Regions from separate parts of the Homo sapiens genome. Here region 1 is linked to region 2. Evidence: read pairs that join two places in POLR2A ChIA-PET (ENCODE). Cell type or tissue: Caco-2. All regions are shown on one strand. Each heading gives the region's core, and the rest is flanking DNA. Links, peaks and the distances in the headings are about the cores only.

Evidence for each region. Peaks named below come from ENCODE experiments on the same cell type or tissue, not always from the same donor. Only the 100,000 strongest peaks of a DNase experiment are listed, where the experiment ranks them.
Region 1: POLR2A ChIA-PET joins it to region 2 with 15 read pairs; 2 of 35 experiments call an interaction of 5 or more read pairs at or near these places.

Annotation. Positions count from the first base shown.
Region 1 is chr13:98,267,908-98,283,689 of GRCh38, reverse strand. All of the region lies in intron 2 of FARP1 (FERM, ARH/RhoGEF and pleckstrin domain protein 1), which reads right to left. Among named protein-coding and RNA genes, the nearest start is that of MIR3170, 67 kb to the right of the region's middle. RefSeq lists an enhancer at 3,572-3,621. In Caco-2, for the core only: no CTCF peak of the experiment used is centred there; DNase peaks (open chromatin) are centred at 10,339 and 10,949.
Region 2 is chr13:98,335,546-98,351,327 of GRCh38, reverse strand. It overlaps FARP1 (FERM, ARH/RhoGEF and pleckstrin domain protein 1), which reads right to left. Exons shown (of 27, transcript NM_005766.4): 3 at 7,462-7,566. Among named protein-coding and RNA genes, the nearest start is that of FARP1-AS1, 92 kb to the left of the region's middle. In Caco-2, for the core only: no CTCF peak of the experiment used is centred there; no DNase peak of the experiment used is centred there.

The DNA.
Region 1 (15,782 bases), core at 6,945-14,944, 70 kb after region 2:
ATGCTAATTATAGAAGAGCACAACCTTCAGGGTGCTTTCTCCTAAAGCAAGAACAAATATCTTAAAAATATTAGTGAATAGGCTGATAAAATCGGAAGGTTTATTATCCAAAGATTTTTCTCAGATGAAAAAAACAGAAACAAAACCAGCTTCTTAGAACGCCAGAACACCCAACACTTGGATTCTGTCCTGTTTGGTAGCCTCTGTTTATTATCCTGCCTCTCTGCAAGGGCTTCGGTAAACTCTGCTGCATCCTTAGGCTTCTGGGGAGAAGACTAAGCTTTTAATTGCTGTACATGGCATTTTCCAGGATAGCCTCTTGCATTCTACTGTTCTAAAAAATTTGAAGACAAAACCCAAGTAATTTTAGTCTTTCTTGACCTTAAATTTGCATGAACGGCTTCCTCTAAAACTTCCCTTTGGTTTTCTCCTTAGAATGAAGATGTCCTGATTTTCCTTATGAAAATTCCTAACTAAGTCAAATGACAGGAAAGCCACTTTCAAAGCATATAGATTATAGCATTTATGCAGAGTTATCCTGTTCAATCAAGTCAAAATGATCCTCTTTAAGGTGTAGACAAATTCGCTCAAGTGCACATAAAGTCCTTCATTATACAGAGAAATGCATAATAACATGTGCATACTGATAAGCATGATTATTTCAGTAAAATGCATCTTCTAAGATAGTAGGTATAATGACATATTGTTTTTATGGCAATGTCAAAAAAAATAAAGCATTTGACAGGAGAGAATTTTCCAGAAAATTTTTTATTTTTTTTTATTTTTTTTTGAGACGGAGTCTCGCCCTGTTGCCAGGCCGGAGTGCAGTGGCGTGATCTCTGCTCACTGCAACCTTCACCTCCTGGGTTCAAGCGATTCTCCTGCCTCAGCCTCCTGAGTAGCTGGGACTACAGGCACGTGCCGCACACCAGCTAATTTTTGTATTTTTAGTAGAGACAGGGTTTCACCATGTTAGCCAGGATGGTCTCGATCTTTTGACTTTGTGATCCGCCTGCCTCGGCCTCTCAAAGTGCTGGGATTACAGGTGTGAGCCACGGCGCCTGGCCCAGAAATTCTCTTTTAAGGTCAAATCTTTTAATCCTCTGATAGAAATAATTTCTGAGTAGGTTTATAATTCCTTGAGTTCTTAGAGAGAGAACTGATCTTAGACCATTTATCAAACATCCATTATTATTACTATTTTTACTATAGTATTCTAAGCCTGTCAACTTTTGAGTTACTATTTACTTTTGTAGAGTCAGAGCCTCTGCTATCAATTCTCACAGCTCACTTTGCTCTATCTCTTTCCAACCTTCTATGTCCTAGGAACAATAACTAAGCCTGTGTAGGTTAATTGAGTTTGTTAATCATGGGGTTTTTGTTTTTTGTTTTTTCCTTTTTTGAGACAGGGTCCCACTCTGTCCCCCAGGCTGAAGTACAGTGCTGTGATCACAGGTCCCTATGCTCAGGTGACCCTTCCACCTCAGCCTCCCAAGTAACTGGAACCACAGGCACACACCACCATGCCTGGCTAATTTTTCCATTTTTTTAGAGACAGGGTTTCACCATTTTGCCCAGGGTGGTCTGGAACTGCTGAGCTCAAGTGATCCGCCCACCTAGGCCTCCCAAAGCATTGAGATTATAGGCGTGAGCCACTGCGCCCGGCCTCATCATGTTTTGAATGAGGAACTAAGGAGTAAAGTACTCGGCTGATGGGCAGAGGATTTCTGCCAAGTGATGCATTCAGAGGTTCATGCCCCACGGACCCCACATTAGAATTTCACATCTGCCTTAAAAGAAGTTGAGGCAGTAAGATGCGTGCCCTCCAAATAACAGCTGAAGTCCAAATTTCAGTTAACAGAAAATTAGCTGGGTAACTTACTATTAACCAGAATCAAGGGTACCAGATAATTCTTGGAATAATCAGAGGGCCTCGCAGTTCATAACAGCTGAGGAATATCACTCCCCTGTATTGTCAAATGCCAAAGACTCATCATTAATGTTGACCATGGAGCAGATTTCTTGTTTGCAGTTAGTACATTTTCATTTTACCTTTAAAATTAGCTAGAGGTAAAAGCATTTTGATGCTCCACTTTTAGTGACTTTCTTGTGCTTGTTGTATGGGAAGGTAGAGACATGGAGTGAATGTGGACTGTAGTGAATACAGATTCCCTGACAGGAGGGCAATAAGGAGATCCAGGCCAGGTGCAAATAACTGCACTGTGATTAAAGAGGATGGAAATGAATAGACATACAAGAGCCACTAAAAAGCTATGCCTTCTTAAACAAGCTTGCTGAAAGGAACTTTTTTTTTTTTCCCTCCAAGACAGAGTCTTGCTCTGTTGCCCAGGCTGGAGAACAGTGGCACGATCTCAGCTCACTGCAACCGGCTCACTGCAACCTCCGCCTCCTGGGATCAAGCAATTCCCCTGCCTCAGCCTCCTACTCAGCTGAGATTACAGGTGCGTGCCACCACACCCAGCTAATTTTTGCATTTTTAGTAGAGACAGGCTTTACCATGTTGGCCAGGCTAGTCTCCAACTCCTGACCTCATGATCTGCCCACCTCGGCCTTTCAAAGTGCTGGGATTACAGGCATGAGCCACTGAGCCCAACCTGAAATAAACTTTATAACTAGCCATTATTAATAAATATATTTTTGCTTTTACTATTTATAATACATAATTGTCCAAAAAAGTTTTAATTGCATTAAGTAGTAACAGATTAGGATTACATTAATCATGTTAGGTGTAAATTTAAAAATTCACTCCTAACAAAAACATCCCTCTCTGTATTTTTGCTTTTCTCAGAACGAACCCAGCCATCTATTTTCTCTGATTAAACTACCATGGGCCCTAAATAAGTGGGCTAATAACATCCAGAGAAAGAATACGATCGTGCTTTTGTAAAATGAAGAATAAAAATGGAGTCAATGGAATTGAGTAAACGATCAGTAAAGAAGTTGAGGGATGAAGTCCAGGCAGTTGAGTTTTCTGGAAAAATTCATTAATTTGTCAAACTTAGGATTTGAAGAAGTGTCTGTGAACAGAAACCCCCCAGGGTTTGGGTTACATGATGAACTTGTTCAAGTTGCTCGTTTACCACAGTCGTGGGTGCTGACAGTACACCGGGTGTCCGGCCAGGCTCTGTGCAGCTATACGGATTCAACAGGGACACAGACAGGAGCAGACAGAGAGCTGGGGTGAGCGGGGAGCACATGGGAAGGACACCTAAAGAAGGGTCTTCTCGGCCAAGACATGAGGAAAGAGTGAGCCTGGGATGAAGCCTGGCAGAACTGCTCAGGAAGGCATGAGAGCAGCCGCCGAGGCCTGAAAGCTGAGGCTGCACCAGCTCGGGCCATTTCCCGTGGGGGCTCGGGGCTGGGCTGGAAAACCAGCTGATGCTGGGTGTGGAGGGGGAGGGCATGGGGGAATTGATCCCGGAGACCCCGGAAGCACACCCAGGAGGCTGTTTTCTAGGGGAAGCCACTGCTGGTTTTTAAGCAGAAGTGACGCCAGCTGATTTGTGTGTTAAAGAAGGATTTCCTCAAAAGAATAGTCAGCATTGAGGTCATGGAGGGGAGCCACGGGCACTGCAGGCAGAGAGGAAATGGAGGCGACATGCATGGCTGGGAGCAGGGCATGCAGGGGAGGGCACAGGGGCACTGATGTGGCAATGGTTACCTCCCCCTGGGAGGAGCCAGGAGCAAGGGAGAGGCTGAAAACACCTGAGAAAGGTGCTGGGCACATCAGGGTCAGACAGCGGAGAACGTGGGGGAGACCCGGAAGACAGAGGGGGGGCGTCGCCTGGTACCGGGGCCACAAGTCTTCAATCTGAGCTACGTCATACCCCACAAAGCCACATCCTACATCCTTTCTTGGGATCACTGATTCTTGTCCAAGCCTCTACGAGTAACAGTAGCAAGGCACAGGATTTCAGAAGACAACCCACCTACCAGGGTATATGCAATGGTGATGTCCCTGACATCCCCTGGGGCAGCTGTCACTCTGCTGCAGGGGCCCCACCCAAGCTCCTCTCAAGCCGAACAGAACCAGCCTCTGCACGTGCTCTGCCCACTGGGGCGGGCACTAGCCACATGTGGCTAGTAAGTTAATTAAAATTAAATACAATTAAGAATTCAGTTGCTCAGTCAATCCAGAACCACATTTCCAGTGGCTACTGAAACAGCAGAAGCCCAGAACATTTCCATCATCACAGCAGTTCCACCATTCAGCACTGCTGTAAAACTGTAATATGTGTGGAATTTGTTTCAAATGGCATATGCAAGGGGGAGCAAATTTTTAATTGCATTAATAAAAAGAAATTTCACTTCACAATCATTATTATTTCAACATTCTCAGTGAAGAGAATCAATGTGGAAAACAAAAGTAACCACCACTTCAACATTCTCTTGAATCTACAAAATTTTCAAAGTAATGTAATGGAAGAAATAAATGTTAATACTGGCACATTTCATGAGCAATTTTTTCTATTGTACTTAGAAATTTACTATTTATTTAGCATGCTGCCTATCTGGATTAAAAAACATTAAAATGGGCCGGGCACGTTGGCTCACGCCTGTAATCCCAGCACTTTGGGAGGCCGAGGCGGGCAGATAACGAGGTCAGGAGATCAAGACCATCCTGGCCAACACAGTGAAACCCCATTTCTACTAAAAATACAAAAAAAAAAAAAAAATTAGCAGGGCGTGGTGGCAGGTGCCTGTAGTCCCAGCTACTCAGGAGGCTGAGGCAGGAGAATGGCATGAACCCGGGAGGCGGAGGTTGCAGTGAGCCGAGATCGCACCACTGCACTCCAGCCTGGGCAACAGAGGGAGACTCTGTCTCAAAATAAATAAATAAATAAATAACATTAAAATGATAAGAAAAACAATGCAGCCTCGTCACAGCAGGTATCAAAACACCTTCATAAGTGTTCATAATTAATATTAATAAATTTATGACATAGTCCATGAAACCACAAGGTAGAAATGTAGAAGTGAAGAAGTGAAAAATCTACCATTTTCCCAGCTAGCAGGTCTTATGGGTCTTTACACAGGTTTACTGATGAGTAGTGGTTATTATGCCAATCAATATACACTCCGAACCAGAAAACGAAGGATGTTCTCCAGGGAGGACACAGACAACACTCAGACACAGCTCTGGATCTCAACCCTGTTTGCACATTAGGGTCATCTGGTGAGTTACACAACACACTCACTCACACACTTGCAACACTGTCTCACACACATTCTCACACATATACACAATGCTCACACAAGCACACTCACACACATATGCAACGTGCACACAAACACGCACTTAAACACAATATACTCTCGCATTCACACTCACACACATATACACACACTTGCAGTATACTCTCACACACACACACATACATACACACATTCACAAAATATACACATACACACACAACACACACATACAACATGTTCTCACACATACACTCACACACAACACAAAGACACACAGAACATACACACACACACACACACTCACTCACTCATACACACACCCTGGATATTAAAGTCTCACTGTGGACCGGTAGAAGAAAACACAGCTCTTTTGAATAGTCACAGTAATACTTCCCCTTAAGCTCCATTTAAAACAATAGCTTGTTAAATAACAGATCACCAGATTTTGACCATTTAAAACAATAGCTTGTTAAATAACAGATCACCAGATTTTGACCATTTAAAACAATAGCTTGTTAAATAACAGATCACCAGATTTTGACCCTCGCTGCACAATAGAATCACCTGGAAAGCTTTTCAGAAATAACAATGCCTAGGCCCCCGCCCAACCAATTGAATCAGAATTTCTGGGGGGTGGAAGTTGAGCATCCATGTTTTCCAAGAGATTTCTAGATGATTCTAATAGGCAGCTGGCATGAAGAACCAGTGCTCTCAATGAACTGAATACCATGTTTCTTGAGAACCTGAAACAGGCGCCGCATGCATAAAACAAGCCCAGGGAACTGAGACTCACTCGGCTGACTCTAAACAGTGCTCTGCCACTAGCACAGGACTCCACCCTCAAGGTGGCGTCCCCGAAGGTCTCCCAGAAGGCCTCACCCCTTTCCCAGCGCCACCACCCATACCTCCTCAGAGGAAGTCTCAGCACTGAAAAACGGCTTGTTGAATAAGCAGAACCAATTATGTGGACATGGATCATCTCTTTGTAGATGTTAATTAATATATTTCTTTCTAAAGCCAGGCATGGTATAAAACCAGCACTTTGGGAGGCTGAGGCAGGAGGATCACCTAAGGCCAGGAGTTCAAGACCAACCTGGGCAACAAAGCAAGATCCTGTTTCTACAGAAAATATATAAATAAATAAAAATAAAAATTAGCCAGGCAAGGTGGTGTGTGTCTGCAGTCCCAGCTACACGCGAGGCCATGGCCAGAGGACCACTTGAGCCCAGGAGTTCAAAGTTACAGTGAGCTATGACCACACATGCCACTGCACTCCAGCCTGGGTGACAGAGCCACTCCCTGCTTCTAATATATACATATGGGGTGTGTGTGTGTGTGTGTGTGTGTGTGTGTGTGTGTGTGTATTTTTCTAGAGCAGATCCAAGAGCTCAGACATGTTCTGGGATCATATTCTGATTTGATCTAACAAACATTTTGAACAAAACGAATACTTGTGTTTGAAATGTTGACATTTTCATATCAATCACCTTTTGCAATCAAAACAAAATATCAAGCAATCTTTAAGAACAGAATAGCAAATAATCCTGTATATGAACAGCTATTGTGGTCTTCCCCTTTTTACCTTCCTCCCACCCCACCCATGCCCCCTTGCTGGGTCACACACCCAGTGTGGGTGGCAGGGGTGGAGGACTCCTCGCATTGCCTGTGAGAGGTATCATTCTGGTCTTGGGGAAAGCAATGGATATTCTACATCCTATGCAATTATATTATGGTTCATTTATTCTTCCTAGGAACCTAACTTCTATTTAAACCATCGCACTCTGATGGGAAAATTCCATCTTTGGAACTTTTGAATACCAAGAAGATGACTTACTTTGGTTCTTTTGTAAACAAAATCCAAACGTAAAAACAATATAATAATAAAGATGCTTTTAAGCAAGAAAAAAAGTTATCCACATCCCCTCTACCCTAACCCAATTATTTTTACATTTGTTTAGCTCCTCTCTTTTGTCTGTACCAGTACAAAATCATCACATAGCTTTTGTAATCAAGTCTTACCTATAATCTTGTGTTTTGCTTTTTTTCAACTGTTATGCCATAATATTATGAATCAACAACTCCATAAACAGGGCAGAGTAGACCATATTGCCCAAAAGGGAATTCTTGCTCTGTCTCATTGGTTATATATAAATCCTAAACCCCAGGCAAAATTAGCAGGCTCTGGTGCTTCTAAATATCTTTTTCAGAGACTCTACAACACTCAATAATTGAGAAATGGGTCTTGTTCTTAGCATCTTGCTTCCTCATTTCATCAATTACATCAATAGAGGGAAGGCTAGCCTTCAGCTATGCTTAATTCCTCTGGGGACAGGCCATGAGCCCTCAGGGATAGCCAGGCCAGCCATCCTGTGAGCCTCTCAGAATGAACATGCAGAGATGTCAACATGAAACAAGGCAGAATTCCATCTGCCTGTATGCCTCAGAAAAAGGAAGAAGGGATTTCCATGATCACTTAGGACTTTCCATAATGACATCCATCATACCCCCGCCGACCTTTGTCAGTTTCACACACAGATCATAATTTTTCCAGTCTTAATGAAAACACTTCAAAAATGCATTAAGAAATCAATGCATGAAAAGAATATTTTATGATTCTCAACTATGTTTAAATGTTACACAAATCATGCTGCTGCCAGCCCAGAAAGTGACCAGGAGGTCACAAGTCAACCATTAATCAGTAAAGGTTTATTCTCTTCTCATGCCTGAAATTGCTTAGCCACCAATGTCAACCACTCACCAGGAAAGTGGGACATTTTATATACTAACTAATTGTCACAATCGTTCAGCTCAGTCTTTCAGAGATGCAAAAAAAAAAAAAAAAAAGAGAGAAAGAGAAAAGAAGTGGGGGGACCATTTCCTTTCAAACTCTAACAATGTTAGGAATTACTCTATTCTGCCAATCTCCTCCCTAGAAGCTTGTCAGATTTTGCCTTTAGGAAAACACAATTAAACCTATTAAAAATTCATAAAATATTTTAAAATATTTACCAAATCATTACCTAACTTCAACAATCATCAACTCATGGCCAATCCTGTTTCACCTACATATATATATATGAATATATATAAAAATATATAAATATTATCTCTCTCTCTCTCTCTCTCTCTCTCTCTCCTTACCCACATTCACTGCCACCTATTCTATGTGGAAGCAAATCTCTGACATCATGTATTCCATGCATAAATAGCTCAGTGTGTCAAATCTACTTTTGAAAAGGAATCTGAATTCATCTGTTCGTGTTTACGATATTCTGTAACATTAGAGTTTAAGTTAAGGCATTAACTTATTACAGAATCACATACAGAAAACCAAAGTGAAATCACAGCCTCAGACCTCTCACAGATATCATGTTACTTTCAAAAGATATCTGTCAGATAAATGCAGTCCTGTATCACAAGATAATTCACTGACTCACTCAAGGATGGCAAGATGAATACAGTATTGCATGGCTGAAGAACACTTTTTAATACAATCATATTACTTTAGGAACAAACAGATAGTGTTATAGCCAAGCATCTATTATCTGACCTAAATTAAAACCTTGAGAATAAAGTGATCTGATCTGAATACAAAATTTACCTGATGTCCAGATAAAACCCTAACATATTAAAGGAGGTTTTCACTTACTTGAAGGATACTGGTACCAGCTTTTAATATGTGAGATTTTTGATGGTCACCAACTTGGGAGCTGGTTAGTAATCGTTTACTAGTGTTTTATGTTTAGACTGAAATCCTCTCAATGGGACCATCCGGTCACTTTGATTTTAGGAAGTCTGCTGGGGAGGATTTCAGAAAGTAAATTATTAGGTTGGAGCAAAAGTAATTGCAGTTTTTTCCATTAAAAGGCTGCTGTTTATCTCATTGTTTACTTTTAGGGGAGGAGTTTGCCTAAAAGCTCAGGTTTCAAACTTTCAATCCCTGATTTTTGCTGTGTTAAAAAAAAAACTATTATCGTAGAAATATTAGGTTGGTGCAAAAGTAATTGCAGTTGTTGCCATTAATCAATGAAATAAACGGCAACCTTCCTTCCTCCCTCAGTCTCTTCTGCCCCAGGGAAATCTGAACTCAGTAAGGAGCCTGTGAAACTCAGCATTTCAGACAAAGAGAAACCGGAGGAGCCCCACGCTGCCCCGCGCTGCCTTTTCTAAACCAAGCATGGCCCTGTGCGCCAACAAAGCCTCCAGGGAATCTCTCTGTATAACCTGGGGATATCTCGTGCTCTTCTTGATCATTTTTCAAATCTTTTCACTTTTTTCCTCTAACAATCACACAGACAAAATAACCAGGCCTACAGGTACATCTGAATAGGGACAAAGTATGACGAGAAAAGCAATCCTAGATTAAAAAAGCAATCTCTGTATGCTGGTGGAGAGGGTGGTTGCCCTGAAAAGTCTGTCCCCTCAGAAGCAACCACAGTCAACAGCCAGACCTAGCAAACTCCATTTCTTCCTCCCTACCCAGGTCAAACCATGGTGTTGTCATTTTTAAACAAAAACTGATTATAAGTGGCTAAGTCTGTCATTGACCGCCATCATTCTCACACTTCCTTTTGTGGGGGAAAGAAGATGAGCTTTGTTATGAGGCAAACCTAGGTTCAAATCCCTGCTCTGCTGGGCCCGCTACTGTGTGACCTTGAACTTCTTGGAGGTCTCCCTGGAGGCCCTCACAGAGCTTAGTTCATTGTGGGCTCTGACCTTCTATTTCTCTACACACAAAATAGCATTTGCTGCTTCACACGAGCTATGTTATCAACAGAATATGATTTTCATCACTGTTACTTCAACAAACGCTTACTGAATGCCCACTGTGCCAGATGCTTCCGTGGACAAGAAGTTAGAGAGATGAGGCCCCAGGCCTTGCACAGCTCATTTCAGTGTAAACTAAAAAGAAATTCCTAAGCCCTCCACCAACTGAACAAACGCCTCTTGGCTAACGGGACCTCAGAAGAACCTTAAGAACTGAATTCCTGGCCAGGATGGGAAGGGAGGTTAGACATACCTCGTTACATCCCCTCCCTTTTGGAGTTTAGGCACAACTGACCAGCATTAATGTTAAACTAGAGATCATAAGATTCGCAAAACAGACTCTTTGTGACAGCAAGACATCAAAGGACCTAAGGCCAAACAGACAAGGATTAAGTCCCACATCCCTACAGGTGACTCTGACCCAGTATCTTGGTTAACAGACGTCCTTATCTTAAACATTCCTTTCTGCTGACTCCACATTTTTAGACAAAGCTTTACTCTTTTAACCAATGACACATTGAAGAATCTCTGAATCCACCTATAAGCCCCTGCCTCAAGATATCCCACCTTTTCAGGGCAAACCAACGCATACTAACCTTGTATTGATTCATGTCTTCACCTGCACTCCTGTCTCCCTGAAATATACAAAACCAAACTGTAACCCAACCACCTTGGGCGCACTTTCTCAGGACCTCTTCAGACTACGTTTCCCAGTCTCTCATACTCGCTCAGAATATACCTCTTTAGAATATTTTATGGAGTCTGGTTTTTCCATTAACACAAGTGTGGCCAGGGCCCTTCTAGCTTTTGACAAAATTGAACATACTTGTTTTGGGTGCCCATTAAGAGTTCAGAATAGTTCAGCCAGTGTCTTCTTTCTGCCCCATGGCCCCACTCTGAGCCCAATCCTTATAATCCTCACTAATCATCTCTGAAATGTGAGCTGATAGGAGCTCAAGCCAGGGTAGCAACCATGGCAACCAGCCCTCCTGACAGAAGACATCACTAATCTCTGACACCCCCTTTGATCCTCAATTCAAACTCCCAATCTTTCAGGACAAGATACTCCAGGCAGCCACTACCAACTGATTTTAGAGCTGGCAAAACTGCAACCAAACAAGTGACATTTTCCCCACATATCTGCACGTTAATATTGAGCCCCTAGTGACTTAAACAGAAGGATCCCTTAAGCTCCTAAACACAAAGGACAAGGAAGTCAGAGGGAAAACAGAAGGGTATGCATTTCACGAACGGGTTCCCAAATTAAAATTTCCTCCTTATCTTTTACTGAAGATTATTCTCTATCATAATGACTGTTGGGCTTTCCATTAGCGTGCAAAAGGGCTATTTTGAGGTACTTAAAAAATATGTATTTTGGCCAGGAGAGGTGGCTCACACCTGTAATCCCAGCACTTTGGGAGGGTGAGGTGGGCGGATCACCTGAGCTCAGGAGTTCAAGGCAAGCCTGGCCAACATGGTGAAACTCCATCTCTACTAAAAATACAAAAACTAGACTGGCGTGGTGGGAGGCGCCTATAATCCCAGGTACTTGGGAGGCTGAGGCAGGAGAATCACTTGAACCCAGGAGGTACAGGTTGCAGTGAGCCAAGATCGCACCACTGCACTCTAGCCTGGGAGACAGAGCGAGACTACACCTCAAAAAGAAAAAGAAAAAAAAATGTATTTTGAGACAGTATGGCGATTCCTCAAGGATCTAGAACTAGAAATACCATTTGACCCAGCAATTCCATTACTGGGTATAAACCCAAAGGATTATAAATCATTCTATGATAAGGAAGCATGCACACGTACATTTATTGCAGCACTATTTACAATAGCAAAGATTTGGAAGCAACCCAAATCAGTGATATACTGATATACAGTCTATCAAATCAGTGATAGATTAGATAAAGAAAATGTGGCACATATACACCATAAATACTATGCAGCCTTAAAAGAGAATGAGTTCATGCCCTTTGCAGGGACATGGATGAAGCTGGAAACCATCATTCTCAGCAAACTAACACAGGAACAGAAAACCAAACACCACACGTTCTCACTCATAAGTGGGAGCTGAACAATGAGAACACATGGACCCAGGGAGGGGAATATCACATACTGGGGCCTGTCGAGGGGTGGGGAGAAAGGGCAGGGACAGCATTAGGACAAATACCTAATGCATGTGGGGCTTAAAACCTAGATGACGGGTTGATGGGTGCAGCAAACCACCATGGCACATGTATACCTATGTAACAAACCTGCACGTTCTACACATGTATCCCAGAACTTAAAGTAAAATTTAAAAATATATATATGTATACTTGTCAGTACTGTCAATGTAAGAGGAGATAAGACTCACCACCGTTAAGAGGAGCATTTAGCAAATGACGCCAAGTGGGTCCTTGGAAAAAAGTCGTCACCGTGTGCTGGTTTGTAGATGTGTTCTCTCTTCCAAACTCTAGATTTCATTAGGGCAGATTCTCGGCCTAATTTGTTGAGTTGTTTCTCAACAACTAGCGTAGTGTCTAAGCCAGAGCAGACTCTCAGGTGTTTATGAATGAAGGAAACAGTTCTTTCATTTCCTTGAATAATCCTAAGTAGGCTGCTTTCAGCTCTTCTGTCATCCTGACTTGGGAAATTATTGAGACATCAGCAAAATGTATAATCGTCTTCATGAAAAGAGAGCTCACACAACTGCAATTCGCCTCGTCTTACATCATGATTTCTGATTCAGAGGACAGCAATGTAAAACCGTGAAGAAACGATGGCTCAGAGGGTGGCATCTAGACTCGTACCCTGGCCTGCCCTCGGGGCCCCTGCTCTCTGCAGTATACCACACCATCTCTGTACACTGCCTTGCGTGAATGTTCCATTTAGAAGAGAAGAGAGAAAAGAAAAAAATTAAAAGATATACATGCTTAGTTTCCCAATTTCTAAGTTGTCCCAATTCTCAGGCTAAGAAATCTGTTCTCATGACATAAAGTTAGCCATGTGCAGGATGAGTTAACTGATCTAGATCATGAAAATATTCACCATCCTGCATTGCTCCTCAACAAGTTTCAGTCAGGCTATCATGAAGCTGGTATCTGCAAACTCATCGGTTTCCTGCACACAGAGGAACTCTCAAGGTGCCAGGAGCTACCTCATTTCTAGGAAGGGAGCTGCGTCCTCAGGATGAGCATTCAACAAAATGAATTCTCCCAAGGAAGATACGCTGAGGCATTGTAAGTCATGAATAGTTTAAAAACCAGGACCCTACAATGCCCATGTCCACATTTAAAACCAGATGTGCAATCTTACATGTTCATATAAAGAATTTAGAGCACCGAGAGCTCTTGGAAAATAAGCACAAAACCCTTTTGACGGATATACTACTTGTATATTACTGAGGATGTGTGAACAGCTCAATCTTCATTCAACTGTCATAGAGACCAAGGATGGACCTTGACCAAATGAGAAGGGATGGGCTTAACACATGTTCTTCTATGGTCAAATGTGCAAGAAAGCACCACTGGAAAATCACCTAAATTTACCCAAGAAAAACAATTTTCTTGGTATTCAAGATAAACATAAAGCCAATTTTATGTACTGCATTTCTCCTTCTATAAAATTACCTATTCTCAAAAGCCTTTCAGTTAGATTCAGTGATCTCAGCTCACTGCAACCTCCGCCTCTCAGGTTCAAGTGATTCTCTGGCCTCAGCCTCCCAAGTAGTTGGGACTACAGGCGTGCACTACCAAGCCCGGCTAATTTTGTATTTTTAGTAGAGACATGTTGCTCAGGCCCGTCTCAAACTCCTGAACTCAAAGTGATCCACCCACCTCGGCCTTCCAAAGTGCTGGAATTACAGGCGTGAGCCACTGGGCCCAGCCCATGGTAAGTCTTAAATAAATAACAACTGAATTTTATTCTTACCTGAACCAACATCTTCGCTGACACCCCCCGACCACTCACTCAGGCAATATAGTCCCAGTAGTTAAGAAAAATAGTAACAAATTAAATTTTCTCTTCCCCAACCCCTTCCTTGACAAACAACAAGGTCAAGAATGAGCAGTCACTGAAAGCTAAATATTATGTTGACCCAAGAGTGGGACAAGGTTCAGTGTTTCTGGGCCTGACAGGCCCCTCATGAGCCTCATGTCCTCATTTGCCAAAAGCAAATAGAAATATCTGCCCCATCAATTTCATAGGGCTGCTGTGGATGAGTCTGTTGAGATGCCAAATGGCTTAGAACACAGTACACGAATGTAAGCACTAGTAACTAGAATCATCTTGGCGGGGAGGGCCTCAAAATCTGAACTTAATGAACAGAAATGACCACTCAATTCAAGCTCATTTTCCTGCTAAAAGAATCCATGAAGATTTTGTTTATACTTAAGTTATCCACTTAACTACTTTTATCCTTTTTCACAGATAATGAAAGAGCATCAAAAAGCAGCTCATGACATTCACCTAGAAAGATCACCATTAGAACTGCAGGGAGATATATTTAGATGAGGTTGACTGACTGAGGGAAGGTAGGGTAGAAACAAGCATATCAAGGGTCAGGGCAGTTCATTTTACCATAATTTTAATATTAAAACAAAGCCAGTAAATTACCAATATTTATTAAATACTATAGCTGCACAATAAAGCCATCCACAGAGTCCCTTAACTCAGCTACCAGAAGGGAGAGGCTGGGCATGATGGCTCATGCCTGTAATCCCAGAACTTTGGGAGGCCAAGGCAGGAGTATCCCTTGAGCCCAGGAGTTCAAGACCAGCCTGGGGAATATGGCGAAACCTCGTTTCTACAAATAAAAATAAAAATAAAAAAATAAAAATAAATAAAAATTAGCCGAGCGTGGTGGCACATACCTGTAGTCTCAGCTACTTGGGAAGCTGTATACACACACACACACACACACACACACACACACACACACACAAAGAAGGGAAAGGCCAGATGCAGTAGCTCACACCTGTAATCCCAGCACTTTGGCAAGCCAAGGCAAGAGGATCACTTGAGGTCAGAAGTTCGAGACCATCCTGGCCAACATGATGAAACCCTGTCTCTACTAAAAATACAAAAATTAGCCGGGCGTGTTGGTGGGCGCCTGTAATCCCAGGTACTCAGGAGGCTGACGCAGGAGAATCATTTGAACCCAGGAGGTGGAGGTTGCAGTGAGCTGAGATCGCGCCACTGCACTCCAGCCTGGGTGACAGAGCGAGACTCCATCTCAAAAAATAAAAGAGAAGGGAGAAACAGAATCTTTAGTCAGCGTAGATGTGCTTTGGGGAGTGGGAAGAGGTTTCTGCTGGCCAGTATCTCTTCCTGCTGACCCAACCCCATGGCCTTATCTTCAGCTGAATCCTCCATACATGCAAACCTATTTATTCCAGGCAACGGCAACCTTTTTCTGCAAAGGGCCAGACAGCACAAATTTCAGCTTTGTGGTCCACTTGGTCTTGACTCTGCTGCTGTGGCACAAGAGCCCCCACAGGCAACCCCAAAACAAATGGGCAGGACTTTAGTCAATAAAATTTCATCTCTGGACACTGAAATGTGAATTTCATGTCATTTTCACATGTCCCCAAAATAGCCTTCTTTTTCCATCTTCAACCAGTTAAAAATGTAAATGGATACAGAGTTTCCGTTCTGCAGCGTGAAAAAGTTCTGGAGGTCGAACAATGTGCCTGTATGTAATGCTGCCCAACTGAGCCCTTGCAAATGGTGAAGATGATAAATTGTATGTTATGTGTACTCTACCACAATTTTAGAAGATTTTTTTAAGTATCCGTGTCTGGCCTTGAAGCTGT
Region 2 (15,782 bases), core at 4,755-12,754:
CCTCTTTTCTTTATAAATTACCCAGCCTCAGGTATTTACTTATAGCAACACAAATGGCCTAACACAAGCACATTTCTTATTCAGGTATGATACGGCCAACAGCTCAGCAGGCCACTGCCATTCAGAAGAGGGTTTATTACTCACAGTTCCCAAGAGGAGGGGGCCCACCACTCCACAAGGAAGTACCAGGGCTGGGCTGGAGGCAGAGGGAGAGGGGGAGGGGGAACAAGGGCAGGATCGCTTCTGTGGGGAGGCGAGGCTGGGCAGGGGAGGCGAGGCTGGGCAGGGGAGGCGAGGCTGGGCAGGGGAGGCGAGGCTGGGCAGGGGAGGCGAGGCTGGGCAGGGTAAGCAGGTTTAGCACTGGCTCATCTGCATCATTTCCGTGGGCTCTGGGGTGTGGTTGGCTCTGGTTGTGGGTACCTGGCCCTGAAGGTGACTGTTGCCTCCTGGAGTGTCAGAACCAGCAGGAAGGAGGTGGCTGGATAGGCCTCTGGATTGGTTAATTGGCAAATAAAGGGTACACTCACAGGGAGCCATTTGCCATCTCTAAGAATTGGCTAGCCCGGGGAGGGGAAGTAGCTCCCCAGTCAACAAGGCCTCAGGTGTCAGAGAGTACAGAAAATTAAAAAGTACAGAGGGAAAAGATCAGGGGTTGCCAGGTGCTCACGAGGAGAGAGGGAGGAACTGGAGGAGCACAGGGAAGGATCAGGGCGGTAACACAACTCTGTGTAATACTGTTGTGGTAGATGCAAGTCCAGAAACATGTGTCAAAACCCACAGAATGTTCAACAGCAAGAGTGAAGCCTAATGTCAAGTTTGGACCGCAGTGAATGAATGATAATGGATTGACACTGGCCCATCAGCGAGGACACACATGCCACACGAAGGCACAGTGTCAGTAACGGGGGACACTGTAAGTACGGACAGAGCGGGAACAGTATATAGGAACCTCTGTACTTCTGGCTCAATTTTGTTGTCAACTTAAAACTGCAATACAAATATTAAATCTATTAATTAAACAAACAAAACACTAAAAGCCCCAAAATCAGTTATTCTCCTTCCCACTTGAGAGCTGGAGCATCTCCCACAGCTGTATTTTCCAAAGGGCCTGTCCTCCCAGACTCTCTGCTTGAGGGGAGCTTTGCCTCCTCTGGGGACCTGCCTGTCAACACAGTCACCATTAGATGGTGCTGCCCCGCGAGGTGACCGAGCCGCTGTACAACCTCACCTCTGCTGGCTTCCCACAGCTGCAGGCTGTCCTCGATCCTGTGACATTCTCCATCCTTTACACCTCCCATGTTCCTCAAAAAGCTCCTCCTCACCTCAGAGGTCCTCAGACCCCTAGGAAGAAGCGAGGGCAGACGCTGCGGCTAAGCACAGATGAAGGAGGTGTGTCTGACTCCAGCAGGGTCTAGAAACCTCCAGCAAGGGATGCCCGTCATCCCCGGGAACTGCAGTTTCCATGACCTCCTGCCCCTCAAAAGCAGTCCCACTATTGACAAAGCTTTTCTCCTAGCATGGAGGACAGAAAATGAATGACAAGGTGCCAATCTTCTTCCTGGAGCTTCGACAGTATTTATTTATAAGAAACCAGAATTGATTTTATCAGGCCAGTAAGCATTGTCTTTTTTTTTTTTTTTTTTTTTTTTTTTTTTCCCTGAGATGGGTCTTGCTCTGTCGCCAAGCTTGAGTGCAGTGGTGCGATCTCGGCTCACTGCATCCTCCGCCTCCTGGGTTCAAGTGATTCTCCTGCCACAGCCTCTCAAGTAACTGCGAATATAGACGCGTGCCACCAAACGGGCTAATTTTTGTATTTTTAGTAGAGATGGGGTTTCACCATGTTGGCCAGGCTGGTGTCAATCACCTGACCTCAAGTGATCTGCCTGCCTCGGCCTCCCAAAGTGCTGGGATTACAGGCATGAGCCACCCACCCAGCCACAATGTCATTTTAATAAAACAGTGGTGGGCTGGCTTCACTGGTTTCTGAGTTAGATTGCAAAAATGAAATACAACAGATATCTGAGTGCCTACTATGTGCCATGAGACCTGCTGGGCTCATCATTGTAAAGTATCTGATTAGCCCTCATAATAACCTTGTAAAATGGTCATTTATTCCTCTCATTTCTCAGATGAAGTGCAAAATCAAGGAAGTTAAGAATCAACCTAGCAGCTAAATGACAAAGCGAATGTTTAAACAGATATGCAAGCCACAATGCAGAGCTTTTCCAGCTAGCCTCAATAGGCCAATGAGATAAATTTTCCGTATACAACTATCTCTGCTGTTACGGTTTGTGCAGCTCTTTCCGACGGGAGATCCAAGGACAGGCAGCCACATGCGACATACAGAACATGAGCTTTAGCTAAGAGAGGCTCTGTGTGGATCCTGGTTACACATTTCATTGTTAAGGACTGGGCACGTTACTTCTCTGGATTTGCTCACTGTAAAATTTGGGTTATAGAATACCTACCACAGAGATTGGCAAACTACGGCACATGGGCCAAATACGGCCAGGCTACTCCCTGTTCTGGCACAGGTCCGAAGCAGAGATTGGCTTTTACATTTTTCAGTGGTTAAAAAAAAAATCAAAAGAATCACATTTCGTGATATGTGAAAACTATATAAAAGCCAAATCTCTGTGCCCATAAATAAAGCTGTATTGGAACACAGCCACATCCATTCATTTCACATCGTCTACGGATGCTTCTGCTCTGTGAAGACAGAGTTGAGTGTAACAAAGCCTCTCACCAGGCCTGAACTTCAGCCAGGCTCCTCTTCTCCATGAGGCCTCAGCCTCAGGCTTCCGTGTCCAGTTTTAGCAAGAATCCTGCAAAGTCCGTTTCGAGGGAGTCCCCTGGCCAGCTCCCGGAACTCGCCCCCATGGCCATCTAATGGCTTTCTGGCCCTTTCCCAGCCTTCAGACTCTATGTACCAATTAGCAGCCGTAATAAGCACGGGGTCTTGATTCCCATGATCAGTAGTGTTTCTGCCATGGAAAGCTCAATCTATACTTTTAAACAGCTGATTAAAACACTTCTGTTGTGGAGTGATCCTTTAGGGACAGTGCTGGACAAGAGCAAGAGCAGGACAAGAGCCAAGGGCAAGAGCAGGCCAAGCTTGCGTGTCAACACTGCAATCAACTCTTTTAATTGACAAGCCTTGGGACAAGTCTAATTAAGGGTAGAACATAATTATTTCATAATGATCAGTAGTTTATTTACAATCTTGAGAAACACGTCTTAGACTATGAAAAACCCTTATTTTCCCCTTAAACTCCTTCACATCCTTACTATGAATAAGGCTCTGACTTGGGTATTTATAAGACAGAAATGATGAGAAGAAAGACAGAAGGCTGGGCAGAAATTCAAGCTGCCTAAATTCAACAACTTATTGCCTAGAGACAAGGATTCACAACCTGACATGCCAGGTGCTTGGGGGAAACTAGTTTCCCACACATCACACACAGAGAAATGGGGTGAACCCAGTTGTTACAGCCCTATGATTGGGCATTTTGAAACCAACCATGCTTTTTCTCAGGTTGGAAGACAGGTGCACAGTCTCCCAAATGAAGACTGGCAGAGGTGACAGTCACGATGGTGATATTAAAAAATAATAGTGATGGCACACCCACGTTCATTGCAGCATGGCTCACAATGGCCAAGAGGTGACGGCAATGTAAGTGTCCATCCATGGAGGAATGGATACTGGAGACGTGGTGAATATACACAATGGAAATGGTATTTGGCCTTAAAATGGAGGGAAAGCTTGTTGTATGCCACTGCACAGATGAACATTATGCTGAGTGAGATAAGCCAGTCACGAAAAGACAAAGACCACACGATTCCACTTACTTGATGACGTGTCTAAAGTAGATAGACTCAGTAACAGAAAGTAGAACAGGGGCTGGGGAAGGGGAACTGGGGAGTTCTTCAGTGGGTGTAGAGTTTCCACTTCACAAGATAAAAAAATTCTAGAGATCTGCTCTACGACAAAGTACATGTAGTTAACACTTCTGAACTACACACTTACAAATGGTTACAAATGTGTTACTTGTTTTTGACCACAATTAAAAAAATAATAACTACGAAGATGACGATGGTAACAAGTTTCCATAAATAATGCTTTTGGAACACTTCAATGGATCCCAGACACTGGGTTGCACGCTAAGAGACATTGTCAAGCAACTGTGTCTGGGGCAGAGGGGAAAATCCAGCTGGTGCTTACGATTCTCACAAGGTGAGATGCTCTTCCTCAGTTCATACAAGCAAGACTGGCCTGTGGCACTTCCAAAATAGACTCTGTCTGATGACCTTTTGGTCATCATTTCTGCTACTGTGTGCTTTCATTGCATTTTGGAACTTTCATTGCATTTGCATCTGTAACTATTATTGAAGTTATCGATGTCACATGTTGTAAGGCAGAACTCACTGGATTTTTACAAACTGATTGTATCCACGGAACCAGCATCCAGATCAAGAGAGAGAACACACCCAAGACCCTGGCAGCAATCCCTATAACTCCTCCAGTCATTTACGGCATCCCCTCAATTACCACAGATCCATTCTATCAAAAGAACTTTTTTTTTGAGATGGAATCTCACTCTGTCACCCAAACTGGAGTGCAGTGGAACGATCTCAGCTCACTGCAACCTCTGCCTCCTGGGTCCAGACAATTCTCCTGCCTCAGCTTCCTGAGTCACTGGGACTACAGGCGTGCGCCACCACACCCAGCTAGTTTTTGTATTTTTAGTAGAGATGGGGTTTCACTATGTTGGCCAGGCTGGTATCAAACTCCTGACCTTAAGTGATCCTCCTGCCTGAGCCTCCCAAAGTGCTGGGATTACAGGCATGAGCCACCACACCCGGCCTCAAAAGAACTTTTAAAAATTGAGGCGGGCGGATCACCTGAGGTCAGGAGTTCGAGACCAGTCTGGCCAACATGGTGAAACCCCATCTCTACTAAAAATACAAAAATTAGCCGGGCGTGATGGTGGGCACCTGTAATCCCAGCTACTCAGGAGGCTGAGGCAGGAGAATTGCTTGAACCCAGAAGGCAGAGGTTGCAGTCAGCCAAGCTCGCACCACTGCACTCCTGCCTGGGCGACAGAGAAAGACACCTTCTCAAAAAAAAAAAAAAAAAAAAATTATATGCAATTAGCTCAGGCTGGAATTCAGTAATTAACAGAGAGTCAAGTCAGTTTAGTGATATGGTCAGAACAAGATGATGACTGAGGGAAGGCACTTCTACAGATCCGAGCTTCAATCCCATTTCTTTGCTGTGTGCCTTTGGGTGAACAACTTAACCTCTTTAAGGCTTAACTTCCTCATCAGAAAAAGGGGCTATAATGCACCGTTGCAGGAATAAATGAAACACTATATGTGAACCTAGCACGGTGCCTGGCAGTTATCACTCTCTAGAGCATGCGTTGGCCGACTATGGCTTCCTGTTATATGAAGTTCTGCTGGAACAAACACATGTATTCATTCACATATTATCTGTGGCTGCTTTTGCATGATAAGGGGAGATTCAAATAGTTGCAGCAGAGACTGCATGGCCTATAAGGCCTACAGTACTCTCTGGCCCTTTACAAAGAAGGTGTGACCCCTGCTGTAGAACGTGGGTCATGCGTGCTGCTGTACCCATAGGGACTAGAACACTCCAGCACATAGGAAGCACTCATGGGGCGGCTTTTGTGTGACATGTGACAAACACTTACTTATTTAAGTCATCAACGGTGGGTTTTATTTTGCAGTTGAATACATTCCTAAACAATAGTGTAAGAATGGAGTGAAATCATAAAAGTCAAGCCTGGTAACAACTTGAAAGAAGTCAGCCCTGCCCGGTACCTAGAAAGAACAATAGGCTTACAAATTCTAGCAAAAGAGAAGCACCTATGGTTAACAGAAGAGACGCTGAACTTGGAGTCAGAAGAACACAGAATCTTAGCTGTGCCATTAGCTAACTGGTAGATTCAGACATGGGGAAATTCTTAGAATCTTAGCGCCCTCAGCTGTGAAGCCCAAACACTGCTGCCGATTTCTGGTTTAGACAAACAGCTCCTGCAGGACTGGAATTGGGCAAGACTGGAGTCAGGAAAGCCATCAGGAGCTTAAAGGAATTCAGGCAGGCACAGAACGGGGTTGTTAGAAATAATGAGATAACGGTATCTTCAGGTGTTTTGAGAATCATTATTTTACCATGAAATAAGAGCATGAAACAATATTCCGCATAACTTGCTACACTCTAATTGTTTCCTGGACTCTCTTCAGAAGCTGTGTGTGCCTAGTGAATGGAAACCGTAACTACTTCTTGCTAGCTGTCACTTTATCTCACCTTTCATGTGAAGTCTGATGCCAGACACAGTGTAGGCACAAAATAATTGTTAGCTGAATAGGAGAAGGCAGAATGAGATTTGGCAGGTCTGTGGTCATATGCCACACTGTAAAAAGGGCTGGGAGTCAGGGAATCTTGGATTTGAAGTACAAACTAGAAAACGACAGAGTGTTTGGAGGTGGGAATAAATTGAGAAAACACAACTTGTTCTCATTTTTAGGCCCATGACAGATCCGTTCATTCACCACCTGCTCTGCTCAGAGCCAGGCTCGATCTGCACTGCCTCTGACGGCTCTTCCCGTAGATGCTGCCGTCCCACCTGTGGCCACCTTCTCTTCACAATGAATGTTCTCATCCCGTTTCAGAGCTTCGACAGACATTCATAATAATCACAAGATTCTTGAATCCAAATTTCCACCCAGATCTCTTTCCCGTGCTCCAGGAAATACACCTTCTGGCACTGCCTGCTGGATGTCTCCACTGAATGCCACGGATGCCCCTGCCTCCTCAAGCTGGAATGGGACTCATCTTCACCCCCGGGCATGGTCTTCCCCAGGGATGGGCACTACTGTCCACCCAGATGGCAAAGCTGGAAAACTGAGCCACTCCAAGCCCTCTCCTCCACAGGGGTATTCATTCAATCACATCCTCTCCTACTGCCCCCAACCCCACCTCTGGAATCCATCCAGCTCCTGCCAGCCCCTCTACTCTCCCTTAGTTCTAGCCAGCACCATCTCCAACCAGACTCATCGCTAGATCCTGATGGCTTTCTTGACTCCAGTCTGGTCCTATTCCAATCTGCCTACAGTTCTCTTTCTAAACCAGAAATCAGATCATATCACACTCTCTTTTAAATGCATTAACAGCTTCTCAAACATATTAGTTTGGGTATAGAACTGTGAGGGCCGATACATAGCCCTTGGCCACATGTGATGACTGAGCACTTGAAACATGGCTAGTCTAAACCAAGAGGTACTGAGGTGTCAAATACACACCAGATTTGAAGACTTCACAGACAAAACAGACAGCATGAAAATATCTCACTCACAATCATTTAGACTGGCCCCTGCCCAGCCCCCCACCAAGATGAACAGACAGTAAAATAGTAACATTAAGTTGACATCACCTACCGTGATCTTTTTGTGATCAGGAAACTCGAGGCCAAAATAGTCACCTTCCACGAGGTTGAGGTGGTTGCAAACTGCATCCAGCAGCACCTTCCCAGGAGCTCTTTGCTGTGAGCAGAAACAACAGGGGTTATCCCTGAGGCAGGCACGGATGAAAACAAACCACAGCTCCTCGCTGCAGGAAACCTCTGGATTCCTAAGTCTGCAGGTCCTTCAGAGCTTGCCACCGCCCACCTCCGTGACACCCTGAACGCCAGCCCCATCTACACCTCCGTATCCCAGCACCTGCTGTTCCCAAAATTGGATGCAAATCTCTTAGCATTTTCTTCCCACTCCAACGCCAGGCATCACTCCTCCCACCTTATTCAATTAATCGACTATTTTTTTAGAGTAGTTTTAGGTTTACAAAAAGTTGAGCAAAAACTTCTTCGCGCTACACAGTGTCCCGTTATTAACCTTGGTGGTAGAGATTTGCTACAGTTGTGGAGCCAATATTGACACAGCATCATCACTCACACTCCATAGCTCACACAAGGCTCACTCCGTGTGCTGTAAAGTTCTATGACAAATGTGTTGTGACCCGTCTGCATTACAGCATCATACAGAATAGTTTCACTGCTTCATATGAATTTCACCCTAAAACTCCTCTGTGTTCCAGCTATTCCTCCCTCCCTCCCTCCTAATCCCTGGCGAACACTGATCTTACTGTCTCTATAGTTTGCCTTTCCCAGAATGTCATCTAGCTGGACTCATACAGGACTCATACAGTACGTAGCCTTTGCAGACTGCCTTCTTTCATTCAGTAATATGCATATAAGATCCTTCTGTGTCTTTTTTTTTTTCTTGAGACAGAGTTTTGCTCTTATTGCCCAGGCTGGAGTGCAATGGTGTGATCTCAGCTCACTGCAACCTCCACCTCCCGGGTTCAACTGATTCTCCTGCCTCAGCCACTGGAGTAGCTGGGATTACAGGCATGTACCACCATGCCAAGCTAATTTTATATTTTTAGTAGAGATGGGGTTTCTCCATGTTGGTCAAGCTGGTCTCAAACTCCCCACCTCAGGTGATCCACCTCCCTCAGCCTCCCAAAGTGCTGGGATTACAGGCATGAGCCACTGTGCCCTGCCCCTTCCATGTCTTTTTATGACTTGGTAGCTTATTTATTTATTGAAACAGAGTCTTGCTTTTGTCACTCAGGCTGGAGTGCAATGGCGCGATCTCAGCTCACTGCAATCTCCGCCTCCCAGGTTCAAGTGATTCTCCTACCTCGGCCTCCCGAGTAGCTGGGATTACAGGCACCTGCCACCATGCCCCGCTAATTTTTGTATTTTTTAGTAGAGATGGGGTTTCACCATGTTGGTCAGGCTGGTCTCGAACTCCTGACTTCAGGTGATCCACCTGCCTCAGCCTCCCAAAGTGCTGGGACTACAGGTACGAGCCACCGTACCCAGCCAGTTTGTTTATTTTTACTGTGGAATAATATTCCACTGTCTGGATGTAATACAGTTTATTCACCTACTGAAGGACATTTTGGTTGCTTCTAGTTTTGACAATTATGAATACAGGTGTTATAAATATTTCTGGACAGGTTTTATGTGGACATTAAGTTTTCAACTCATGACCCCAGGCCTTTTTTGTAACAGTCAAAGCCCTGTCCCTGTGCCTCTCTCCTTGTCCACAAATATGACATGGATGGTTTCCTCCTCTACATTCCTGTAGCACTCTGTGCAGTATCTCATCGAGACTATACCCACATTGAAGGGAAAGGCCATATTTTGTTCATCCCTGTATCCACAATGCCTAAAGACCAACCAATTTTGTGGAAACGAATGAACAAATCAATAAAAGTTATCCATTCCACTGTATTATAGATGGTTTAGTACCTATGTGTCTATGTCCCCAGTTAGTATCAGGCCACTTGGTCATCTTTGTATTCTTATTGCCTAGCACAGCACCTGGCAATCAATCAATGTCTGCTGAAATCAATACTATTCATGCATTTTCTACATACTGGATCTATAGGGAAAGGGAATATTATATATAAGAACCCACGTTCTACCCTAAAGAGCTTAGAATCATATGCCTCAATTTCTTTTCACTATGTACATTCCCAGTGACTGATAGTAAAATGGATCAATTCCACCATATAGATCAAATCTTGGGAGACAAATGCTTTCACGACATTGCCATTCACAGTTACTTATTTTTGTTGTTGTTGTTGTTTGTTTTTGTTTTTTTGAAACGGAGTTTCCCTCTTTCACCCAGGCTGGAGTACAGTGGCACGATCTTGGCTCACTGCAACCTCCGCCTTCTGGGTTTAAGTGATTCTCCTGCCTCAGCTTCCCAGGTAGCTGGGATTACAGGCGCCCGCCACCACGCCCAGCTAATTTTTGTATTTTTAGTAGAGACGGGGTTTCACCATGTTGACCACGCTGGTCTCGAACTCCTGACCTCGTAATCGGCCTGCCTCAGCCTCCCAAAGTGCTGGGATTACAGGTGTGAGCTACTGCACCCAGCCCACAGTTACTTGTTTTATACTTCTCACCTCTTCCCTGAGAACAGAGCATTTTAGGAACCAATTAGTAACCCTGGAGACTGAGTGACAGCAGGAGTCAAAGCCCGCCAAGTACACGGATGGACATGTCCATGAGCCTGTACCAGCATGAAACAGAGGAGCCAAGAAAGATGCTGCTTGATGCTCAACATTAAGTACTTTTTTTTTTTTAACAGATGCCGCTTTACACCCCCACATTCGCCCTCACTGCAATCCAGAAGATACACATTCTGCACAGATGATCCCCAAACTCTCCAGGCTCTAGATCTTAAATGCCTGACAGTGGCAGAGTCACATCACCTGCAGGAATGTCAGGAGTCACATGTGACTGCGTGGAACCCCCATTCTTCCCTGCCAAGCTCTCCTCTTCTCCAGGCATGCTTATCCAGAGGAAATGGGTCAGGAGAGCAGAGTGGAACACTGATCACCAATCTTATCTTCACCACTTTGCTACAGCAATGTGCCCTGTTTCCGACACACAGGGTCAGACAAGCATTTCCCAGGTCGGTTAATGTAGGGAGCAATGAGCTGCTCCATTCCAGTCCCTAATCCTGGGTTTGAGTCCCCACACCAGCTGCCAAGAGCTGCATGGTTAACTTATGCACAGCAACTTATTCGGGGTCCACCTCTCACTCCAATAAAATCTGCAGACATTAATAAGAACATTATAGGCCGGGCATGGTGGCTCACGCTTGTAATCCCAGCACTTTGGGAGGCCGAGGCGGGTGGATGATTTGAGGTCAGGAGTTCCGAGACCAGCCTGGCCAACATGGTGAAACCCCATCTCTACTACAAATACAAAAATTACCCGGGTGTGGTGGCCCGCTCCTGTAATCCCAGCTACTCAGGAGGCTGAGGCAGGAAAATTGCTTGAACCTGGGAGGCGGAGGTTGCAGTGAGCCGAGATCACACCACTGCACTCCAGCCTGGAAAAATAGAACATTATAAAAATGGACCAAAGGATAAGAACTTGTGGAAGAATTCCCATACTGTAAGATTTTCTTTTAAAGGAAGAACACATTCCAGTTTCAGAACCTTCTTTCTCATAACTCTTAACATTTCCTATCTGTGATGAAAATAAACCACCAATTATCTGACCAGCTGGCAAGCACTCACATTTCCCAAAGAGTTCTGGGAACTAAGGGAATTTGATAACTTCATCTAGATTTACAGAGTCTGGGAAATGAGACTTAAAAATTCAATACTAGAAATCTCAAAAAGTTAAAAAAAAAAAACTAATATACAGTGGATGTCTTTATGGACATGGTGTTAAACTGAGCGCTTTAGAAGAGGGGAGGGGGAGAGTTAACATCTACACTGGGTACTCCAACGAGTCAGCAGCGGTTTCTGTGAATGTATGGAGTGCATACAATATGAGGGCGTGTTGAGTCCTAGAACCTGCAGCCTTGCCGCCCCAGCACTGCACACTCCTTAGGGCCTGTCAGAGACAAGTGAAACGATGATGATTAACTAGCTGCATTGTCATGGGTTTGCAGTAGAGACTTAGGATCTAGCTAATAAATCACAAGTCGATCCTTAAAACTGTTAAAATTATTTTATACAAAATGTTTATAGAAAATGACTTTTCTTTGGCACCAAATTTTTATAGGGTGATGTCAACTTATAGTTTCAATAGTATATTTATAGCTTCTAAAATTCATCTGTAAAATAGATGTCCATAAAGCATTACACAAATTCCCCTGTGAATACTGGCTCTATCTATGGTTGTAAGGAAACTCCGTATGTAACATCACTAAGGGCTGAAATGCACCCACTACATGACAATGGCATGGGTAAATGGCACTACAATGGTGATATGTTTGGCTCTGTGTCCCCACCCAAATCTCATGTTGAATTGTAACTCCCAATGTTGGGGGAAGGACCTGGTGGGAGGTAGCTGGATCATGGGGGCAGATTTCCCCCTTGCTGTTCTCCTGATAATGAGGAGTTCTCATGAGATCTGATGGTTTAAAAGTATGTGGCACCTCCCCCTTTGGGCTCTCTCTCTCTTCTGCTCCACCATGGTAAAACGTGCTTATTCTCCTTCACCTTCTACCGTGACTGTAAGTTTCCTGAGGCCTCCCAGCCATGCTTCCTGAAGAGGCTGTGGAACTATGAGTCAAGTAAACCTCCTTTCTACATAAATTACCCAATCTCAGGTGGTTCTTTATAGCACTGTGAGAATGGACGAATACAAATGTGCTACGTGGACTGTGCATTAACACCCCAATGTGTACCGGGCAGCTAAGCCTAAAGCGCTTCAAGACATAAAGATACCCTCATGGTCAAGGACTTCCTCTCCCTTTCTTTTAGAAAGGGGTCCTGAACTATCTAAGTGTGTCAACGCACACCAGGTTAAAGCCTGCTTCTGAGGAAGCTTCTCGGAGAAGAGAGGCAAAGAAAGAGCTTGTATTTCATTAAGAAAATGATTCTTCCTTTTGTTCCTATAGTAAATTTATTTCATCAGCTTGCAGCATCATTTCTCTGTACTTATTCCCAGTGAGTTTTTGAACTTCACTCTGAAGGTAATTCTGCTCCACGTCACATCCCAGAATGCAAAATGGTGCAGCCACTATGGAAAAACAGTACAGCAGTTTCTCAAAATTACAAAAATAGTCTTATCCTAGGATACAGCGATCTCACTTCTGAGTATACAACGAAAATAACTGAAAGCAGAGTTTTGTAAATCCACGTTCACAGAAGAATTATTCACAATAGCCAAAAGCTAGAAGCAACCCAGGTGTCCACTGCTGAATGAATGGATAAACAGTATGAGGAGGACGATTCCACACACTGGAGGATGATGCAACCTTCAAAAGAAAGGAGATTCAGGAACATGCTACATCATGAATGAAACTTACAGACACTGTTCTAAGTGAAATAAGCCAGTCATCAAAGGACAAATATTGGACGATTCCACTTCAATGAGGTGCCTAGAGCAGGCAAATTCATAAAGACAGAAAGTAGAATGGGGGTTGCCAGGGGCTTTGGGGAGGGGAAATGGGGAGTTAGTGATTAACAGGATCAGAGCTTCAGTTTTGCAAGGTAAGAAGAGTTCTAGAGATGGATGGTGGTGATAATCACACAACGATGTGGATGTACTTAATGTACTTAGTGCCTCTGAGTGAATGTACTTAATGCCCCTGAACTACACATGTAAAAACGGTAAGTTTTGTTACAGGTGTTTTACCACAATTTAAAAAATGCAGACGGGAGAAAAAGTAGTTGAGGAACAGGGCTCACATCTATAAACAACTGAAAACGGTAATTCACAATGCAATCTGTTAACACTACTTTTAAAAATAAGAAAACAAAGAATCTATTTTCTTTACATGAGATCTTCGAAAAATATTATGAGGTAGGACCTTATCACATGAGGAAAATGGGTGACTATCCATGTGTATGCACTAAATAATTGCTAATATTTCTTTACCCAAAGAGCTCTTTTATATGTCTGGCAAAAAAAGGAATAAACTGAACATCTTTGGAAATAATGGCAAATTATGCATTTGGGGCAGGCTTTGCACTGAAAGCCAACGATGAGATAGATTCAAGAGCCACAAATCCACTAGCCTTTTATTGCTAAAAAACCAAACCTGTAAACAAGTCAAGTTTGAATGGGGAAAAGGTGGAAACAGCACAGATTAAGCTGACAGAACTCAAGAAAAAAGGCCCTGTGGAAAATTCATCAGTGAAAGTATTTTCTTAAAGGTTAACTTATTTCAAAACACACACACACACACACACACACACACACACACACACACACACACACACGGCTACACAGACTACTATACACAAGAAAGCAAAACCCACTTATCTAGGCATCATTTGAAAACCCATATATGTGAGTAATGGTTTAATATGAGAAGGATCTGATGACAAATGAGTGTTTTGTTGTTTTTCCAAGAAAAGTAATTATTTCTGTTATTTAAACATTTTTTTGGAGACAGTGTATTGCTGTCGCCTTGGCTGGAGTGCAGTGGCACCACTGTAGCTCACTGCAACCTCAATCTCTGGGCTCAAGCGATCCTCCCACCTCAGCCTCCCAAGAACCTGGGACTACAGGAGCGCAAAACCGCATCTGGCTGATGTTTTTATTTTTATTTTTAGTAGAGACGAGGTCTTGCTATGTTGCCCAGGCTGGTCTCAAACTCCTGAGCTCAGGTGATCATCCTGCCTCGGCCTCCCAAAGTGCTAGGATTATAGGTGTCAGCCAGTGCACCTGGCCCAAATGAATGTTTATGATGTCCTCAAGGGTTTGTGCTGGGGCTGGGGGTAGATCTCTCTAAGGCTCCCATCAGCTCTAAGAAACCACCCCGTTCACTATCAGTCTCAATCGTAATATTCCTGAAGGGTTCTCCTTATAAGAGGCCAAACAGTCACTATAATGTTCTATTTTGGAATAACAAACCAGCAATTCGTGAAACTATGTAATGAAATTTTTGTCCTTTTCTTTTAATGGCTACTTTTAATGATGCTCTAAAAGGCAGTTGAATTTTAATCTAGCGCACCAACCAGTTGGCTGGCTCCATGCTCTGTGTCCCTGTTGCCTTCTCCATCCTCAATTGGCTTTTCATTGGAGCCTATAAAATTAAACTTAGGAGGAGGTTTACATTCATGGGGAAAGCCTGGCAAGTACGCACTGAATACTAAATAGCATGCATGTTCACACAGCGCTTCAAGCTATTACAAATTATGACTCAAAGTTGCTCCAGTTTATTGTGACTTTAAAACATTTCTAGGCCGGGCACAGTGGCTCACACCTGTAATCCCAGCACTTTGGGAGGCCAAGGCGGGTGAATCACCTGAGGTCAGGAGTTCGAGACCAGTCTGGCCAACACGGCAAAACCCCATCTCTACTAAAAATACAAAAAAATTATCTGGGCGTGGTGGCGCGTGCCTGTAGTCCCAGCTACTTGGGAGGATGAAGCAGGAGAATTGCTTGAACCCTCCCGGGTTCAATCAACCTCTCCGCAGAGGTTGCAGAGAGCCAAGATCACGCAACTGCACTCCAGCCCGGGCGACAGAGTAAGACTCCCTGTCTCAAAACAAACAAACAAACGAACAAAAACAACAACAGAAACAACATTTCTATGTCTTCAGGTTATTTCTATAACAAAGTTTTAAGCAGGAGTATGTTTTGTTTTCTTTTCTAAAAGAATAAAGACACCATTCCTTCTATAGGTTGGGAGTATATTCTCCCTCTCCCTACCACATTAAATCATCTAAATCAATTAATTCCCTACCTGAGAGAGCTAAAGTACTGCCTTGTGGAAATCATCTCATAGACAGAACTTGATAATGTTTGACCAGGTTTACAAGGTTTGCACCTCCTGGGGTTACAGAGAGCCGTTTTGGGAAGTGTTTCATTTTTGCTGTTTTGGGATTAGCGTAACCATGACAACCAAGGCATGCTCTCACTCAGTAGAAGGGAATGGCTGGTCTCGAAGGCCTTGTGCCCTTCTCCCTACCACTGATACCTATCAGAATATTGTTCAAAATCCTATAACCCACCAACTCTCGACCCATCTCATCTTAGGGCATCACAATGTCACAGATTTTCCTACAGCCCTTTGGCAGATTTTGACCAGGTGGGCAGAGGTATTAATAACTATGATGGCTTGAGGAGGCTGCGGTGTATTTATCGAGCAAGTTGCAGTGTGCAGTCACTATGCTAAGCAGACAGAAAGGAAAGCAAGAAGATGAGCATCTCTCTTTGGGTCAGTGATACGGTTTGGCTGTGTCCCCACCCAAATCTCATCTTGAA